2 separate regions of the Homo sapiens genome follow, and region 2 is linked to region 1. Evidence: chromatin loops called from intact Hi-C (ENCODE). Cell type or tissue: MCF 10A. All regions are shown on one strand. Links, peaks and the distances in the headings refer to the core of each region. The heading gives the core; the rest is flanking DNA.

Region 1 (5,368 bases), core at 280-5,279:
CAGCAGCAGTAGCTGGGTTTCTTAGAAATGCAAAATCCAGTCTGTAGCCCCAACTACTTAGGAGGCTGAAGCAGGAGGATCACTTGATCCCAGGAGTTTGTGTTCAGCCTGGGTAACATAGTGAAACCCTGTCTCCAAAAGAAAAGAAAGGAGGGAGAGAGGGAGGAGAAAGAAAGAAAGAAATAGAAAAGAAAGAGGAAAAGAAAGAAAGAAAGGGAGGGAGGAAGAAGGAAAAAGGAAGAAGGGAGGGAGGGAGGAAGGAAGCAAGGAAGGAAGGAAGGAAGGAAAGAAGGAAAAAAATAGAGAAGAAAGGAGAAAGAAATCCAGAATCTTAGGCCTACCAGGCTTGCTGAATGAGAACCTGCATTTTAATAAGACCTCCAGGTGATTTACGCATGCCTTGAAGTGTGCAAAAGCCCTGGTCTACAGTGTGCAAAGCCCTGGTCTAGTGTGTGCAAAGCCCTGGTCTAGAGTGTGCAAAGCCCTGGTCTAGAGTACCAACTAAGATGCTCGCTGTTATGAGTGGGCAGCAATGACATCACCCATGGTAGAGGATGGAGAAGGAGGAGGAGCAGGAGAAAGCCAGGGGCGGTGGGGAGGGGGGTATCTGAGTTCCACTGGAGTCTCCAGAGTTGGAGGGAGCCTGAGGTTACCAGGTGCAGTGTTGGGGAGGAGCTGGGCATGTGCCTGAAGCTAGGGGAGGGCAGGGTCTTGCAGGAGGTGCAGGAGTGGGAGCTGGGGGCACACCTGTGATGGCTGGAGTCCTGAGTGCAGATGACATCTCTCTGGGAAGTGGGGTGGCACTGACAGTGCCCAGATGGCCGTGATATGGACGGAGTGGATTTGGGCTCAGCTCCTCTGACTCCATGGTTTGTGTTGTCTGCCCAGGGCCTTCCTCAGAGTTGCCTGGCCTTTGTGACAACTTGTCCACCTGATGCCTCCACGCAGTCCTTCACTGGCTTGCAGTCCCCGGGAGCACTCACGACCTTCCCGCAGCCCAGGTTGCTGCTGGGAACCCCCGCCCCCCAACCCAGGGAACTGCACACCACACCTGCTCGCTTCTGCCAGAAGCCTGAGCAGTCCCCCTTATCCCCAAGCCTCACTGATTCTGCACCCCAAATCCATCCACTTCTCTTCATTCCCACTGCCACCACCCTGGTCCAAGAACATCACCTTGAATCAGACGACACAAAGGGCTGTCCCAGGATCCAGCACTGACCTCTACAATCTACTCCAGCCACCGCAGTCAGAGGGACTGTCCCAAAATGCAAATCATTCCCACATGCTTCCGTGTGGGCATCTCTGGTGGCTTGTCACCAGGACGGTGTTGCTGCCACAACCTCTCCAGCTCTGCCTGGGTGTCTCCCCGTGGCACCAGCACCAGCCTCCCCCGTGGCCTTCTGCCTCCAGCCAGGCCGGCTCTTTTCAGCCCCAGGACTTCCCGTGTGCCCCCAGATCTCCGTAGTGGGCTCCTTCCCTACCTCCCCACCTCAGGGAGGCCTTGCGCGTCATTCCCGTTCTCAGCACCATTCCCCCACCAGGGACCCACGCTGCAGCAATGCATCTGCTCATCGCCCTGGTTATTGTCCATCTCTCCCCACAACTATCAGCTTCCTGCAGTGAGGACGGCGGGACCAGACAGACACGTGTATTCACTCTGGTGTTGAGTGACCGGCCAGCGCGTTCCGGAATCCAGAGAAATCTCAGGACCCTGGGGCTGAAGTGGTTGGGAAAAGCTTCCTGAAGGTCCTTCCTGAGATAAAGCTGGAAAGAGGGGCAGACTCTTCGTAAGTACAGACTATTTTGGGCAGGGTCAAGGGTGAGAGATGAGACTGAAGTGTGTGCACAGGAGATGAAAGAGACCAACCTGGCTGCCCGGAGCTGGATGGAAGTGCAGAGGGCCTCAAACACCAGGGTGGTGAGGCTGGATCCAACCAGAGGCCTCTGACAGAGTCCAGGTAACCCTGAGCTCTGGCCCCAATGTCCTGCTCCTGACCTCTGTGCCCTGGGCCAGTCCACATCCTGACTCACACCAGGCCCCATTCCCATCTGAGCTCACCTTGGCCTGCGTCTTCGTCTGTTTTCTGTTGCTATCACAGAATATCACAGACTGAGTAATTTACAACGAAGAGAAGTGTATTAGGCTGGCAGCGCAGGAGGCCGGGAAGTCTGAGATCAAGGGGCCAGCATCTGGTGAGGGCCCTGCTGACGTGTCATCCTGTGGCAGTAAGTGGAAGGACGGGGTGTGTGTGCTCCAGAGACAGACCAAGAAGGGACCGAACTCGCTTTGATAACAAACCCACTCCCATGATGATAGCATTGATGGGCTCAGGAGGGCCCAGCCCTTGTGACCTCATCACCTCTTAAAGGTCCCACCTCTCCGTGCTATTGCACTGGGGACTAGGCTGCCAGTGCAGGAACTCTAGGGGACACTTTTAAGCCACGGCAGCTTCTCTGTCCCGACTCCCGTGGCCTTCCTGACTTTCAAGCCCCCCTTCCTCCAGGCTAATAATCACAATTGTCCCTGTCCCAGCACAGGCCGTCAGCCCCTCCTCCACCCAGGCCAGAATCAGCGGCAGCAACCCTGGGCACCCCGACCTGCCCTGCCTGCCTGGCCCTTGGGGGACTTTAGCCACGCTCTGAGCCCATTTCCTCACCTGTAAACCGGGGTGAAGACGTTTCCTCCCTGAGCACGAAATGTTTTTCCACCTTCCTGCTTCAGACTTTCTGGACCAGTGGGGAAGAGGGGACCTCCTGGAGCTGACTCAGCACCAGAAAACAGTCCCCACCAGCTCTCTAATTTGACCCCAGATGTGTCTTTCTCCTTGAATACGGCGGGACGGGCGGCTCCCTCCCTCACCACCTCCCCTTAGAGCCCTGGATTCTTATCTTGAGTGCAAAGCAGGGCCTTGCCCCGGGGCCCCAGTACACCTCTCCTCCCTCCCATTAGTCCTTCCAGCTCACCTCAGTTCTCCACCAAAGGCTGAGCGTGCCAGCTATCCACGGGCGCCTGCCCAGGGCTTCCCGGCTGTGGCCAGGGCAAGAGGACAAGACAAGCTCTTGGACAACCCACTCCGCCCCGGCCTTCTGGCTTCTGGAAAGCCCTGGGGAATTCCAAGCTCACTGCTGGCCCCAGCCCAAGCTGCCACACCCTGCCTCTCCAGCAGCACCATAGCCTCACCCACAAATACTCTCTGCTGCCATCCATTCCTCAGCCCTGCCTCCTCCTCCAGGAAGCCTCCCTGGTGACCCCAGCCCCCAGGAACAAATAGCATTTATCTTTATGCAGAATTGCAGAACTTTTAAAATTTTATTTTTGAGACAGAATCTTGCTCTTGTCACCCAGGCTGGAGTGCAGTGGCACAATCTCAGCTCACTGCAACCTCTGCCTCACAGGCTCAAACCATCCTCCCACCTCAGCCTCCCGAGTAGCTGGGAATACAGATGCACTCCACTACACCCAGCTAATTTCATATTTTTAGTAGAGACGGGGTTTCGCCATATTGGCCAGGCTGGTCTTGGACTCCTGGCCTCAAAGGATTCACCCGCCTTGGCCTCCCAAAGTGTTGAGATTACAGATGTGTGCCACGGCGCCTGGCCTCAAACTTCTTTTACAGATTCATGCTTTGTGGGGTGTAGGGTCTCCCCTTTGTTTCTGACCAAGTGCCCAGTGTTTGGGGGCTGCCGTGAGCCCCTCCTCTGCTCCCCGTACACAGAATGGAAGCCTGGCTGAGTGCTAGACCACTCGTTTTCTGGACAGGGTCAGGCAGGCATACCTGGGAGCAACCACACCGCGCCCGCGCGTGGCTGAGGGACAGGTTTGGGAACCTTGGAAGCGCGTTAGGCCTGAAGCTCAGAATGCAGAAGCTTGAGCCGAGTATTGGGCAGCCATGGAAAATGCTGCACCGCCACCCTGCCCGGAAAAAGAGGCAAGGCAGAGAGGACTCTGCATAATGGCATCTTTGAGCAGGCCTGTCCGCAGCCACAGGGCTCTCAACGGGTGTTATCTGGTGAGAGGGTGCCAGTAGCTGTGGGGGAAGGTGCTGTGCCTGCCAGACCTGCAGCTCCTAGGCTGAGCCACTTTTGGCCAGGTCTCCCCCAACGCCGGAGCCCCAAGCCACAGGCCCCAGAGTCCCCTGTGCTGGTGGCTTTCCTGGAGGGGTGAACTTCGCTGAAAGTTACCAGGTGGCCATCTGGTTAGCATGGACAAGTCCAGCCTGGAGCTACTGAACTGGGGACACAGCCCAATCCAAGGCACCTTCTCTTAACTCAGCCATGTGCCACAACTGCCTGAAGGACTGTGGGCCAGCTCACGTTTGGACAGGGCCTTTTAGCCTCCCCCGAGCCCAGGCAGGTCATTTTGCAGATGAGGAAACTGAGGTTACAGAGGCTGACACATGGTTCTCCAGGGTGTTATGTGGCAGACGTATCTTCACTCCCCTGGTGTCTGTCCCTGTCATTTCTGGGTGGGGAAGGTGAAAGGGGTTTCCTGGCAGGAATCAGTCTGGTTCCTACAAAGGGCCGAGGCCATCATGCTGGGGCTGAGGCAGATGCCGGCCAGCAGGCTACATAAGGCGGAGAGGACCACACGTCACCCTCAGTGGCCAGGAGCACCAGTGCCAGGGCGAGCATCCTGTCAGTAGCAGGGAGGTGGGGTGCACCTAGTGTGTCTGGAGTTTGTCCCTTCCGGTGGGTTTGTAGTCTCGCTGACTTTAAGAATGAAGCTGCGGACCTTCACAGTGAGTGTTACAGCTCTTAAAGGTGGTGTGTCCGGAGTTTCTTCCTTCCGGTGGGTTCCTGGTCTCGTTGACTTCAAGAATGAAGCCGCAGCCCTTCACGGTGAGTGTTAACAGCTCTCAAAGGTGGTACAGACCCAAAGAGTGAGCAACAGCAAGATTTACTGTGAAGAGGGAATCAACGAAACTTCCACACCGTGGAACAGGACCCTAGGGAGTTGCTACTACTGGCCAGGGGTGGGGTGGGTGGCCAGCTTTTTTTATTCCTTTATTTGTCCTTGCCCACATCCTGCTGATTGGTCCATTTTACAGAGCACTGATTGGTCCATTTTACAGACTGCTGATTGGTCCATTTTACAAACCTCCAGCTAGCCACAAAGCACGGATTGGTGCATTTTTACAGAGCACTGATTGGCACATTTACAAACCTCTGGCTAGCCACAGAGCATTGATTGGTGCATTTTACAATCCTAGCTACAGAGTGCTGATTGGTGCATTTTACAATCCTCTCGTAAGACAGAAAAGTTCTCCAAGTCCCCACTGGACCCAGGAAGTCCAGCTGGCTTCACCTCTCGCTAGGGGCACCTGCAGGAGACGCAGCAGATATAGGCATCTTTGGTGAGTATCCACTC
Region 2 (5,368 bases), core at 75-5,074, 140 kb before region 1:
CAAGAAAGCGGCTTCAGGTAAGGGCTTCGTGAGCCTCCTGCACTGCAGGTATCGATGTTGCCCTCCCCTGGAGGAGGGAGGCTGGGGTCTGGGTGTGCCCAGCCCTCTTCCCGGAACCTTTCGTGGCTCCCTATGGCCTTTTCGCGCGTTCAAGGTGAGCTGCCTGAGACCCCTCCTGACCTACAGCACCGCGGGAGCCCCTCCCTGTCACATGCTGGCCACGTGGGCGCTGGTCCCGACACCTCCCTGTCATCTGACAGAGCTCAGATGCTGTGTCTTTCTGACACCACACGTAACCCACCATGCCCAGGGCACACACACTCTCCTCCAGGTTGGGGAGGCCACCCCAGCCCCAGAACCCCGGAACTTCACCCAGTGGCTCCAGAAGCCGGGTAGATACTGTAATCTGAACTGGCTGGTGTAGGGTCCGGCCCTGTGGGGCTTAGCGGGTGTTCTCCCCGTGTGTGGAGATAAGAGATCGTAAGAAAGAAAGACACAAGACAGAGATAAAGAGAAAACAGCTGGGCCTGGGGGACCCCTACCATCAAGACGTGGAGACCGGTAGTGGCCCCGAATGGCTGAGCACGCTGATATTTATTGCATGCAAGACAAGGGGGCAGGGTCAGGAGGGTGAGTCGTTCAAGTGATTGATAAGGTGAAGCAAGTCACATGATCATGGGACGGGGCCCTTCCCTCTTAGGTAGCTGAAGCAGAGAGAGAGAAGGCAGCATACGTCAGCATTTTCTTCTCTGCACTTATAAGAAAGATCAAAGACTTTAAGACTTTCGCTATTTCTTCTACTGCTATCTACTACAAACTTCAAAGAGGAACCAGGAGGACAAGAGGAGCATGAAAGTGGACAAGGAGTGTGACCACTGAAGCACCACAGGGAGGGGTTAGGCCTCCGGATGACTGCGGGCAGGCCTGGATAATATCCAGCCTCCCACAAGAAGCTGGTGGAGCAGAGTGTTCCCTGACTCCTCCAAGGAAAGGGAGACGCCCTTTCATGGTCTGCTGAGTAACAGGTGCCTTCCCAGACACTGGCGTTACTGCTTGACCAAAGAGCCCTCAAGCGGCCCTTATGCCAGCGTGACAGAGGGCTCACCTCTTGCCTTCTAGGTCACTTCTCACAATGTCCCTTCAGCACCTGACCCTGTGCCCACCAGTTATTCCTTGGTAATATGAGTAATACATCAAAGAGTAGTATTAAAAGCTAATTAATCATGTTTATACTAATGACTGATAATGTCCATGATCATCTCTCTATCTAATTTGTATTATGACTATTCTTATTCTATTTTCTTTATTTTATATATATATATGTATGTATGTATTTTTTTTTTTTTGAGACAGTCTCGCTCTGTCTCCCAGGCTAGAGTGCAGTGGTGCGATCTCTGCTCGCTGCAACCTCCGCCTCCTGGGTTCACGCCATTCTCCTGCCTCAGCCTTCCGAGTAGCTGGGACTACAGGCACCCGCCACCACGCCCGGCTAATTGTTTTGTATTTTTTTTAGTAGAGACCGGGTTTCGCCATGTTAGCCAGGATGGTCTCGATCTCCTGACCTCGTGATCCGCCCGCCCTCGGCCTCCCAAAGTGCTGGGATTACAGGCCTGAGCCACCGCGCCCGGCCACTGTTTTCTTTATTATACTGAAACAGTTTGTGCCTTCAGTCTCTTGCCTCAGCACCTGGGTGATCCTTCGCCCACAGGCTGGGATGTATTTTGGCAACAGAGAAATACCCACATATCCCAGATAGAAAGTGAACTCCATTTGCCCAACATGACAGCCAGGGGAAAAACAGTTTTGGCCATTTTGAATGTTGAAACTTTTAAGGGTATAGATTTAAACAAAGACTTCAGTGTCTGCTTAAAAGATTCATTTTATTTTTATTTTTATTTTTATTTTTTGAGACAGAGTCTCACTCCGTCACCCAGGCTAGAGTGCAGTGGTGCGATCTCGGCTCACCGCAACCTCCACCTCCCGGGTTCACGTGATTATCCTGCCTCAGCCTCTTGAGTAGCTGGGATTATAGGCGTGTGCCACCACGCCCAGCTAAGTTTGTTTGTTTGTTTTTTTTTTTTTTTTTTTTTTAGTAGAGACGGGGTTTCGCCACGTTGGCCAGGCTGGTCTTGAACTCCTGGCCTCAAGTGATCTGCCCTCAGCCTCCCAGGGTGCTGGGATTACAGGTATGAGCCACCACGCCCAGCTCATCAGGTGACTCCTGTTAGTACCTGGTTTTGGAAAATCAATGGTGGTCACATTTACGGAAATAGCTTTGGGCTAATTTTTCGTCACCAAACAGCATTTCGACATTCAAAAAACAAGGTAATTAAGTAAAAGGTGTCACAGAGAATGATCGCCACGTAAATTCAAACCTCTACACACCTTCGAGAAACAGCACAGCTCCTTGAGATCAAAGAAGGCCGCTCAGCCCAGGCCTGTGGCTCAGCTAGGAGACAGACTCCGTGGAAACGTGAGTTGGGGACTCAACGCCAGGACCCGCACGGCTGAGCCTGCACCATGGTGGGAGAGTCAGATAGGGCCGTCCCGTGAGAGGAGAGTGTGACGAGGTCCTTGGGGATGTGGCAACACAGACCCAGGGGTGACGGAGGAGATGGGGCTGCGAGGAGAGCTCCCTTGCCAAGCCCGAGGCACTGGGCAGCCATCTTGCTTCTGAAAGGGCGGCGAGCCAGAAGGGAGTGCAGCCCCTTGGATGCTTGGTGGTAGAGGAAGAAGAAAGTTCCAGAAGACATGGGTCCTAAGGAAGCAAGATAGTATCCAGAAGTCAGAAGAAGACACATGATGGATTTGTTCATTTGAGAAACTGCACCACCCTGTATCGGCAGCAGAGGGCACTGTTCTTTGTCCTCTGTCGACAATGAGCCAAGAAAAGGTGCCACAGGTCTCTGGCGGGTGCATCCGCTTGGCATACAGAATGCTGTGCAAACAGGTGCAAGGAGAGAATGTGCCTTGGTGGGGTGTGGGGAGAAGAAGGAGGAATCTATCTGCCTAGTCCTTCGCTGTCTCCTGTTAACCACTGGTCGGCACTCGCCCCATGGGGGTTCACCTCCTCACTCCTGGGTTACATCATCCAGCCCCTTCAGTACCCACTTAGGATGCCAGAGCCCGTACCTATAGATGTGGCTTTTCACCTGCATCTGTGGGTGGAAGGAGATCAGGAAACTGGGCTTGTGGTCACTCAGCATGGCTGCGTGCAGCCAGTGGAGGGCCTAGCTCTTCTGGGTAAGAGACTAGCTGGCCCCTGGTGGCAGGATGATACGGGACGTGTATGAGCCTTCAGAAGGAAGAATGTGCTCAAAGGAACTTGAGATGCCAAAGATATGGGTTTGAGGTGGCACTTTTAAGTGAAGAAATGTAGGATGCCACCAAAATCCCTAGTCCCATCCACAGGAGAAGTGGCTATTTCTGGTGTAGGAAATCCTAACATGAATAATCCTGAACCCCCAAAAAAGCACCCTCCATACAAAGTTATAGGAATAAGACAGTATTAGAGTTAAAACTTCCCGGTAGACAATTGTTCAAAAGAAACAGGAAAACGAGCAAAATGCTCCAACATGAATTAAACATATAAGGAAACAAGCAGTGGCTTGTTTTGTTGAATCTGAAATTCAAAATTTCAGGATAGAAATGGACGGACAATGTGATGATACAACTGACAGCAGACTAAATTCAGGAAAGAAATCGAAATAAAAGATAGATTCGGCCAGGCAGTAGCTCTCACCTGTAATCACAGCACACTGGGAGGCTGAGGCAGGAGGATCACTTGAGGCCCGGAGTTCAAGACCAACCTGGGCAACAGAATGAGACGCTGTCTCTACAAATAGTAATTTTAAAAATTAGCTGGGTGTGGTGGCCCATGCCTGTGGTAGCAGCCGCTCAGCAGGCTGAGGTGGGAGAGTTGCTTGAGCCCAGAAGGTCGAGGATGCAGTGAGCCATGATCGTGCCACTGCACTCCAGGCTGGGCAACACAGCAAGCCCCCATTTTGGGGGAAAAAAACCCGATAAATCTTTTCTAAAACCAGGGCACCACAGGGACAATATGTATGAGCAGACTGATAGTGCCAGACACAGAGGATGGACGTGAAAAGAGGAAAACAAAACTGAAAAGAGGCAAAAGGATCAGAAAGTGACAGGAATAGAAAAGAGACAATATATATAAAATTGGGAGTCCCAGAGGAAGAAAATGCAAACAGTAAAAGAACTAATATTTTAAACTTACAGTCAAGAGTTTTCAGTAGCACCATGCAAAGCACCAAACAAGAAGTCAACATCTTCAAAAAATGCAAAGAAAGTGAGCGCTTGAGGATGGTGCATGATAGGGCAGGCAGAGAGGAGGGCAGGGGCAGAAACCACCCCCTAGGTCAAGGCGAGAGGCCTGGATTTGCTTCGTGGAGTGACGGGAAGCCGTTGGAGGGCGTGTCAGGAGGAGAATGACATAGTGTAACTTGAAGGACCTCTCTGAAGGGTGGACCACCAGGAGGCCAGGGTGGAAGCACACAGCAGTCCGCGGGAGGATGTCACAGAGCCGGCAAGGACACAGCTGGCTCCGCAGGAGGGCCAGGAATGGAGATGCACGGATGTGTCCTGGAGTTAGAATGGACAGGACTTCTGGATGGATTGGCTTTGAAGAGTGAGGGGAAGGAGGAAGCAAGGAGAACCCCAGGGTGCTTGGCTTGAGCGGCTGAGGGGACGGTGGTGCCGTTCACTGAGATGGGCAAGACAGAGTGAGAACTGGGTTGGGGGATGAAGTTGGACATTCTTCACAGTCTCGGGTCCAGGCTAGGTAGGGACAGAGCTCCAGTGAGTGCTGGATCAGATCGATCCGCTTTGCTGTTTGAGTCGAGTCTGTGTGTGTTTTCTGAAGTCTGAACGCATGCCATGCTCCACTGTGTCCTTGGTGGTTCCCATCAGACCCTGACAGGGCTCCAGTCCCTCCTTGTTTTTTGTTAGTTTGTTTTTGAGACAGGGTCTCACTTTGTCACCCAGGCTGGAGTGCAGCGGCACGATCTTGGCTCACTGAAACCTCCACCTCCTGGGCTCAAGCAATTTTTTTTTTTTTTAAGATGGAGTCTCACTCTGTCGCCCAGGCTGGAGTGCAGTGGTGCGATCTCAGCTCACTGCAAGCTCCGCCTCCCGGGTTCACGCCATTCTCCTGCCTCAGCCTCCCGAGTAGCTGGGACTACAGGCGCCCGCCACCACGCCCGGCTAATGTTTTGTATTTTTAGTAGAGACGGGGTTTCACCGTGTTAGCCAGGATGGTCTCGATCTCCTGACCTCGTGATCCGCCCGCCTCGGTCTCCCAGCAAAGTGCTGGGATTACAGGCATGAGCCACCGCACCCGGCCTCA

Evidence for each region. A loop is a pair of places that touch in the nucleus more often than their neighbours do. Peaks named below come from ENCODE experiments on the same cell type or tissue, not always from the same donor. Only the 100,000 strongest peaks of a DNase experiment are listed, where the experiment ranks them.
Region 2: it touches region 1 in a loop (4-fold over the local background); 4 of 110 quality-filtered maps call a loop at or near these places.

The regions. Positions count from the first base shown.
Region 1 is chr5:180,464,961-180,470,328 of GRCh38, reverse strand. LOC124901153 (a long non-coding RNA gene) reads left to right here and starts at 5,033. Exons shown (of 2, transcript XR_007059087.1): 1 at 5,033-5,354. LOC102725231 (a long non-coding RNA gene) reads right to left here and starts at 3,096. Exons shown (of 4, transcript XR_941323.2): 1 at 2,965-3,096; 2 at 2,658-2,727; 3 at 2,060-2,218. RefSeq lists an enhancer at 2,067-3,266. In MCF 10A, for the core only: no CTCF peak of the experiment used is centred there; a DNase peak (open chromatin) is centred at 3,088.
Region 2 is chr5:180,603,617-180,608,984 of GRCh38, reverse strand. It overlaps FLT4 (fms related receptor tyrosine kinase 4), which reads left to right. Exons shown (of 30, transcript NM_182925.5): 29 at 1-17. Among named protein-coding and RNA genes, the nearest start is that of SCGB3A1, 15 kb to the right of the region's middle. In MCF 10A, for the core only: a CTCF peak has its summit at 2,834 (motif pointing right); a DNase peak (open chromatin) is centred at 2,854.